Linked DNA regions of Mus musculus: region 1 is linked to region 2. The links are chromatin contacts, found by Hi-C or POLR2A ChIA-PET in ENCODE. All regions are on one chromosome and are shown on one strand. The core of a region is the stretch at or near the end of the contact, and the rest is flanking DNA. Distances in the headings are between cores, read along the strand shown.

What was found. Hi-C counts contacts between places; a loop is a spot of excess contacts on that map. ChIA-PET counts read pairs that join two places held with the same protein, here RNA polymerase II (POLR2A).
Region 1: a loop to region 2 is called in a map of adrenal gland, with 2.8 times the contacts of the local background. The contact joins the promoter of Rrm2 here to the promoter of Klf11 in region 2. A Hi-C loop is called at or near these places in 5 of 37 maps with a recorded cell type or tissue (T-helper 17 cell, T-helper 2 cell, adrenal gland and 2 more). POLR2A ChIA-PET finds 5 or more read pairs at or near these places in 4 of 5 experiments (Patski and embryonic stem cell).

Annotation. Positions count from the first base shown.
Region 1 is chr12:24,705,981-24,710,329 of GRCm38, forward strand. It overlaps Rrm2 (ribonucleotide reductase M2), which reads left to right and starts at 2,274. Exons shown (of 10, transcript NM_009104.2): 1 at 2,274-2,465; 2 at 2,580-2,654; 3 at 2,959-3,105; 4 at 3,345-3,461. The coding sequence starts at 2,367.
Region 2 is chr12:24,650,118-24,654,497 of GRCm38, forward strand. Klf11 (Kruppel-like factor 11) reads left to right here and starts at 1,254. Exons shown (of 4, transcript NM_178357.3): 1 at 1,254-1,449; 2 at 3,442-3,693. The coding sequence starts at 1,408.

The DNA of each region.
Region 1 (4,349 bases), core at 1,024-3,523, 57 kb after region 2:
GCTCACTATGTAGACCAGGCTGGCCTCCAAATCATGACTTGCTTCTGCCTGCTAGTGCTGAGTCGAGAGGCGTGGCGCCTGCTGTTTACTCTTTCTGTACGCTGGGAACATTCCTAATTGCTGGGATTAAGAGCAAGTGCCACCACCTCGGGCACAGGTCACTTTCAAGTACTGGGAAGAAAGCAATGAATTTCGCACATGTGTAGAAGGGAGTGAAGCAACTGCAAGTTGGAGACAGCAAATGGACACTGGTGGGCGAACCCTGGGGAGTTCTCTTTTCCTTGCTTTCTTTTTTATATTTTTTGGGATATATGTAGTCCTGGCTGTCCTGGAACTCATTTATATAGACCAGGGTGGCCTCAAACTCAAAAGATCTGCCAGCTTCTGCCTCACAGATGCTAAGATTAAAGACCAGGGCCATCATGCCCTGCTCGGTTTTTCCGTATGTTGGGAACATTACTAATAAAAAGGTGCGAGTGTCTGACAAGATGTCTCAGCAGCCAACCCTAACCTCATAAATTCCACCCCTGTGACCCCACAGAATACAAGAGAACCAACTTCCATAAGTGGGCCTCTGACCTTCGCACTACACCCTCGTCTCACACAAAATTAATTTAAAAAGAAGAAAGAAAAGGAGTTAGCAAGGGTCTAAAGTTGTGGGACCTTGGGTAGTTTCCAGGTCCCTCAGGCCTTTACTTCAGTTACCTATAAAACAGGCCTAAAAATACCCGTTTTCCCTTTCCATCTGGATTAAACATGTATATGATGATCAAGCTGTACAGGGACTGTGAGTGCTGACAGCTGAGAGGATTTGGCGGGGAAACGCTGGATGCCTGCGGGGACTCGGTTTCCACATCTAAGGTCACCTGAAAGCGGACTTGCCCTTGAGTGACCGCAGCGCGCGCGGGCCGGTGGGGCTGGGAATCTTGAAGTTGAACCAACCAATCACAGAGCAGAGGTTAAAAACCGCGCCAGAAGCAAAAGCGCTCAGCTCCTGACAGGTCCCGGTACAGGGGAACCTAGGCGGGGCTGCCCACTAAGCTCAGCCTGCTTGGCGGGAGGAAGAGGCGTTTGGAGGAGGTTGTGAGCAGGGAGAAGAGAATGGCGGCGACCTTCTCCTTCCCTCAGTGGTCGAGTGTTATTTTAGTAGCCAGACCTCATTTGTACTGAGTACACCAGGAGCTAGAGGAGCCAAAGGCAAACCCCTCGGATAACGGAGGAATGGAATGTGAATTAGAAATTATATGTTAAAAAAAAGAACTGACAATTTTGCTAGAGGTGATTTAAAATATTTATCGATATGGCCCAGTTAGCTTAGCATGGAAGAAGTCCTGGGTTTTGTCCCCAGCATCAATAAATTGTGCAGCGGTGGATGCCGCCTGCTTTAACTTTGAGCTGCCACATGGTGTTCAGAGATTTTTTACAGCATCTACAGTGAGAGAACTTAGGACACAAGCAGAGGGGAGCCTCCCCTCGTCCTCTTTTAAAATATTTGACCTGGGAGAGTCAGTGGAGCCTTCCCAGGTTCCACGTTTTTCCCCGGGATCTCAGTGTCCCATCTCAGCGCTTTATCTCTGGTATCTTGGACCCCGTAGGGCAAATCAGAAAGATGGAAACTTGAGTTCTTGTCTCCACCCTCACCACAGGAATTTGCAGATTCGTCTTTAGACTACTGGACGCCCAGAGTCGTAAAATGAATGTATGACTCGTCACCATCCTGTGAGCTTCCTGGAATTTGTAATCGTCTGGCAGCTTTTAAACTAATTGGGACAGAGGGGACAGGGGTCTGACAGGAGGGGCAGGGTAGAAAAGGAACCCAAGGCTGCATCCGTACCCCTTCATGAGTTTGAAGACAGCTTTTTAGGGAACCCTAGTTTGAGGACCCCCTTAATCCCACAAGGCCGGTGCGATTGCTCGGGACCCCGAATCTCTTTAAGAAACCAGGGTCCCCCGCACCCCTCTACTTGGGACATGAAGACAGTCAAGGCGACGTGTCCCAGAGGCCAGCAGCGTCACTCCACCCTTGGCACCAACCTCAGCGGCAACGCCCGCCCGGCGACCCCCTGCGCGCTCAATCCCCAAGGCTCTCGCAATCCTAACCGGTTCCGGCCCCGCGAGCGCCCGCGCACCCGGCCGGCGCAGGCTCCTTAAAGGTCTTTGTGCGGAAGGCCTGCGGCGCAACTCAAATCTCCCGCGCTGGGCGGCGAGCGGGGTCAGCGGCGTCCAATGGGAGGCGAGGCCACGCCCCCTCGGAGCGCGCGGTTGGGTGGCTCTTTAAAGGGCGCGGGCGCTGGCAGTCGGCGGTGCACCGGATTCCAGCTGTTTTCGCCTGCTCCTCGCCGTCTCCGCCGCTGCCCTCGTTCGCCATGCTCTCCGTCCGCACCCCGCTCGCCACCATCGCTGACCAGCAGCAGCTGCAGTTGTCGCCGCTGAAGCGACTCACCCTGGCTGACAAGGAGAACACGGTGAGGGCGGCCCAGGTGCCGGCTGGGTTGGATGTGCACTGGCAGGTCGTGGGTTCCCGGACCCGGGAGGGTGGAGGGTGCCTACCGCCATTCACCACGCGTGTCCCCCTACAGCCCCCGACTCTCAGCAGCACCCGCGTCCTGGCCAGCAAAGCTGCGAGGAGAATCTTCCAGGACTCCGCCGAGCTGGTGAGTGGCCCGTGTGGGGCTGAGGTGGGTCGCTTAGGCTCCCAGTAGAGGGCGCCCGCTCGTTGGCGCTAAATCTGCATTGTCCCAGCTGAATTATTTGACTCTTCTTTCCCGCCAAAGTGTCTCCTCAGAATGTCCTACTCGGGTCGGCCTATGGTAATAGTAGAGTGCAGCGTGACAGCTAAGCACACGAGATTACCAATCGTTGAAAGTACTCGATCTGATGAGACACTGGCTAGCAGTTTCCTGCGGTTCGGTTGGCATTTGGGGGTTGGTTCACTTGGCACTCTCTCTCATCCAACAGGAAAGTAAAGCGCCTACTAACCCCAGCGTTGAGGATGAGCCGTTACTGAGAGAAAACCCCCGCCGCTTCGTTGTCTTTCCCATCGAGTACCATGATATCTGGCAGATGTACAAGAAAGCCGAGGCCTCCTTTTGGACTGCCGAGGAGGTAATCGTTCAGGACTTGCTGTGTGTCAGAAGGCTCCCGCATGGCCGTCACAACTTTTTGCCCTTGGGAATGGTAGCTCACTGAGATATTGGGTGTTCCCTGAAACAAAGGGAATAATGGATGTGAAGAATTCGGTAATGAGATGGTTTGGGGGACTTCAGTTTTAAAGTGTGTGTGTATGAGAGAGAGAAAGAGAGAGAGACCTACAGACCTGCTAATCGTGAACTTCTAAACTTCAGGTGGACCTTTCCAAGGATATTCAGCACTGGGAAGCTCTGAAACCCGATGAGAGACATTTTATATCTCACGTTCTGGCTTTCTTTGCAGCGAGTGATGGCATAGTCAATGAGAACTTGGTGAGTTGGCATGAAATACCCATAATTCACTTAGATCCAGAACTGGTTCCTGGCTCTCTATCTTTTGCCCTGAAGCGGGGCTGGAGGGATAGATGACTGACTCCAGTCTCCGCTCTGGTTAACACACTTCCTGCTTGGGCGGAAGACCCAGGTTCTGTTATGAGTTACCCCTGTTGGACTGCTTCCCATCTGCTGGTGAGCTCCTCTCACCAAGGCAACTCTGACCTTGGGCACTTGCCTATACATGCACGGACCCATTCCCAGGCAAGCACAAGCAAAACAAACTTTTTAAGAGCTATGAATGTTATGTTAACGTTCATCATGTTAGTCTTTCCCTCTGCTAAGGAGCAGTAGTGAGTTTTTCTCTTTGTACCTACATGCTTAACTTTTTGTGGATTTCTATAAGACTTTGGTTGTATACTTCTTAACTCTAAGTGGGTCCTTGGAATGAACTGAAACAGAATTAGGGAATAACAGTGTTAAAAGAAACCCTGTGGGGCCTGGTGTGTGCCACAGAGGTTAGGAGCACATGATAGTTTTGTTAAAATAAATGGCAAACTAGGAGTTATGTGTTTCCTAATTGGTAAATTGAGCGTATGACGTGAAATAATGAGCTTGCTTGCAAATCATGAAGAACTAATAAAAATATAGGATTAAACTGTATTAAATATATACCTGGGTTTTTTGTTTTGTTTTACTTACATTTTTGAAGCAAGGTCTCACAGTAATCCTGGCTGGCCTAGAATAGAATTCAGTAAGTACACCAAAATGGCCTCTTACTCAGATTCCCCCTTCACTGTTGCTGCAGGCCTAGGAACAATCCCAGCAGGCCGGGCCACTCTACTGGTAGTGTGGAGAAAGTGAAGCAACCAGTAGTTCTTCAAATTT
Region 2 (4,380 bases), core at 4-2,503:
GATGGGGCGGAGGCATTATAGGTAAGGGTGAACACGGGGAGTCAGAAATTCAGTGTGGGAATGAAGCAAAAACAATTTAAACAGGCCCAAGTAGAAGACTAACTCCATGTGTGTTAAATGCCCCAGTAGTTAGACATGTGAATTCACCTTTAAACACTCCTACTGTTACTTTCAACAAACTCCCTTTCTTTGGTTCACTTAATTCCATTGTCAAGCCAGTGTGAAACTGAGGAATCAGGGTTGCAACTATAACCCTTAGGCCTTACCAGCTTAAGGACAGGGCTCTCTGCCTGCCTGCCTCTCTGCCTGCTCACCTGTCTGATAAAAATAGGCAGCATAATGTCCAGCTCCTGTCTGCTCATATCAGCAATGATTCTCCCAGACCTCCACTAGTTTCAAGGCTCTGCAGTGAGGCATCAGGGGGTTAGTAGAGGGGTGCCCTATTGCTGCACTGTAGGTTGGAGGTGGGCACGACATACTGCATGCATTGACCTCTGCTCTCCAAGACTTGTGATGAGTGTACATGAATAACCGCACCTAAAGGCCCAAGGGGAAAAAACGGATACTCAGGATTTGGGTCAGGTCTCACGTAGGCCTGAGGACACCCCAAGTGGGTGTCCTTTGTATGGCCACTGGGGAGGATGCGCAGGCTTCATTAGGTACATGTCGAGTGGCTGACTACACGGCTGTAGTTCTTTTGTAGCAGAAGGCAGATTAGAGTAGGAAGAGCATTTGATCTGGCGCCATGCAGGAAAAAGCGGATGTCGTCCCTAAACCCAAGCAGCTTTCAAGCCTCTTCCTGGGCAGAGATGCGGTCCTAAGAGCCAACGACAGCTTAAAAGAAATTAGAGACAGGGTGAGGCCGTCCCTGTGGGTCCCGCCTACCAGATCCGTCCACGGCGTGGGGCCAGCGCGCGACCTCTGCGAGCAGCCCCTGCGGCAGAAGAGGACCTTACTGCGGTCGACTGCCGCCGCGCCGCCGCCGGGACCTTTCCCCTACTTTCCAGGCCTCACGCCCCGCCTCTAGCCCGGACCAAAACACGTGCCGCCGCCCGCCCCGCCGGATCACGCCGCAGCCAGGCTCCGATCACGCGCCCCCCCGCGGCGCCCATTGGCCCGCTTCTTGCCGGCCTGGCGCTGATTGGCTGGCGGCAGAGGCCATGCCCCCAGCAGGGAGCGGTGTATTTTGGTTTGCCCGCGCGCCCCGCCCAGGGCCGCTCCCTCCGTGGCGCCCCGCCCCTCCCGCGCCTCCCGGGCCGCGCGGAGGCAGAGCCGCGCGGCAAGGAAGGCGGAGGTGCGCGCCGGGAACAGACGCTCGGGACACCGCCGCCCGCCGCACACGTGCAGCCTCCGCCGCACGCAGGGCTCCTGCCTCGCAGCATTGCTGCCTGCAGGCCATACGGCACCATGCACTCGCCGGGCTCCACCGGCCCCGGCGACGGGCGCGCGGTAAGTGACGGGGCTGAGCGCGGGACGAGACGGGGGACGCGGGAGGGATGGCGACTTCTCGCTGCGGTGGGGGCTGCGGATTTGCTCTGGTCCGGACAGGGACCCGGAGGCTCGGCCGGGTCAGGGTGGGGAGGGGGGTGTGTTAGCGCGGCAGCCTGCCTTCAGCTTTGTCTCTGGTCCGCTGCGGCCCCGCCCGGCGCGGCTATTTCCAGCCATGACGTCACCCGAATCCAGAGGAGGACCGCTGTTGGATGTGGGCGCGGCTGGCGGGAACTTGGGGGCGGAGTCAAAGCTGGGGCGCAGCATGGGGGCGTGGCCAAAGCTAGGGCGTGGGCAAGCGTGCTTGGAGGAGATATTGGGGGAACTAGATGGGACCAAGGCGAAGGACATGGTGAAAGCACCTGGTAGTAGTGTAAGAGGGCGGAACCGAAGCTAGAGAGCTTGGTGAGAACCTCTGGTAGGACTGTGGGGCGGGGCCGATGTAAGAGTGCATAGTGAGAGTTTATCTAGGGGCGGGGCAAAGGCTAAGCCGAAGGGAGGGAGTGTGGTGAGAGCATCTGGTAGGAGTGCAGTGGGAGGGGCTGTGGGTGGAGCCAAAGTAAAGGTATCTCAGGAGGGTGTGGCCAGAGTGCCTGGATGGGGTTACGACGGAATGAGGAGCAAGGCAATAGTGTGTCTTGATAGGCGAGTGTGCAAGAGTGTGGTTCGAAGAGGTGTGTCAGCCAAGCTTAATGGGCTGGTAAGGGTAGAGCTGGGCGAAGGGTGGAGTCTAAGTGAGAAGGGGTGTGGTAAAATGGGACTTTGCAGGCTTGGGCCCAGGGACTGAGTGAAGTCATGGCAGGGACCTCTGTCAGAAGGTGTAGGGTGTGGAGCAACAGAACCTGATAGAAATGTAGGGGGCCAGAGAAGTGGTGCGGAGCAGGTTCCTGGTGAGAACACAGTATTACATGGACTCAAGGGAACCTACGTTCGCATTCTTTCCTAGTATGGGGCTGGACATTGATTCCACTTGAAGGCTCATAATCAAAATACCCTTCCAGGAGGTTGTCTGGCCCCTATGGTCATATCTTTGCCTGTTCAGTGAAGGGGAATCTGGACAGACAGGAAGTTTTGAAGCTCAGAAAATATGTATGGAAATATGTGTCTGTAGGCTTAAGTTTCTCTTTTGGACAGGCTAGGTTCCAGTCCCTTCCTCCCCACTCCTGCATGTAAAGGTGACATGGTATACAGGAGGAGACACCTTTCCTGGACTATGGTTGAGCTTTCTCATGCTGTTCCTCTCACCTGACCTCCTCCCTAGTTCTCATAACAAGTGATTTAATGTTTCTGAGTCTGCTGAGGAAGCAGGCAGTCACGGAGGACTGTGCTAGCATGGAACCTAGGTCCAGCCACTGGGAAATTAAGCTTGGGGTAGTGTTTCCTTTCTTAGGGACACCACTCTGGTCCTGCGCTAGATGATCTCACCCACCAGCTAACTGGCTGCTTGGTTTCATCTGCTGCTTTGCCTGTTTCCCTTTCCTACAACACCTTCCTGCTAGCCATTCTGGTGTTTACCTCTAGAGTTAATCTTCATCATTTAGCCAAGAGAAGAAGTTAGTAACCTGTTTTGTTTATTTTATAGCTGTGGGGATTGAATTCAGGTGCACACGTGAGGTAGTCAGGCATTAAACTATTGAGCAATAGCCCCGCCTTGGAACCTTTTTAAGAATCGGGGGCGGGTTTTTGTTTGTTTGTTTTATTTTGTTTTTGTTGGTTTTTTTGTTTTTGTTTTTGTTTTGTTTTTTGTGGAAACTGTTTCTCAACCAAGCCCAGTCTTCAGAGCTTGAAAACAAAGTTGTGTTGAGAGTCCCGTTTGGGTCTTTTTATTCCAAGACAGAGACCATTGCTTTGTTAAGGGTGCTGCACATGTCTATGGTAGACCCACATACCTGTCAGGGTTATCGTCCCTTTATTCTCCTGAACTAAGGAGCCACTGTGTTGTGCTGCCTTTAGGCTGACATCATGGACATTTGTGAGTCGATCCTGGAGAGGAAGCGGCATGACAGCGAAAGGTCCACATGCAGCGTCCTGGAGCAGACGGACATCGAAGCTGTGGAAGCTCTTGTCTGCATGAGCTCTTGGGGTCAGAGGTCCCAGATGAGACCCCTCACGCCTGTCTCTGACTCTGGTGACGTCACCACTGCTGTGCTTATGGACACAGCTGCACCTGATCTACCAAAGGACTTCCATTCTTTTTCAACTCTGGTAAGAGGAGGTGGGGGAGAGAAGCATTTTTGTGAACTGCCTAGAATAGCATAGGTAAAATGCGCTGGAGAACTTGGACGGAGATTAACAAATGATGCTGGCCAAGAGGTTGCCTGTACTCCTTTTATGTGGATGCCAAAGTGTGAAAATTCCTCTCTTAAATGTGCTTTCTGTTCAGTGGTAGGTCATAACTTGCTGACAGGTGCTCAGGGACAAAGCCTGTAGGTGGTTGCAGAAAGGTGTATTGTGCTTGTTTTCTAGGAGTCTTAAGGTGTGGTCTTGAGTGGTCCCAGACTAGGATGAGGATTTGTGGGAAACGAGAACACATGTGCTCTGACATCAGACAGTCTTTAGCTTAGTGGAGACACGCCACCTCTGCCTTCCTGTGACAGCCAACTAGTGTAACTTGAAGTTGGTAAACCAGTATTTTATTTTTAGGTTTTAACTTACAGCACCAGTGAAAGTGCTTCCGGGTTGGAGAAGTCAGATCGAATGCTAGCAGTAGTGCAGCTGAGGGCTGACTGCCCAGGCTAGGGACTTGCTGGAGGAGTTGGTGGCGGTGAGCACTGGAGGAAGTCCAGGCTGGCTCATAGTAGCCCTCGGGTTTTCAGGCTTGGGCTTTTATGAGGTGGCCAAGAAACTGCTGGGAGCCAGCACAGAGAGGTGTGGCTCAGGAGAACCAGTGCT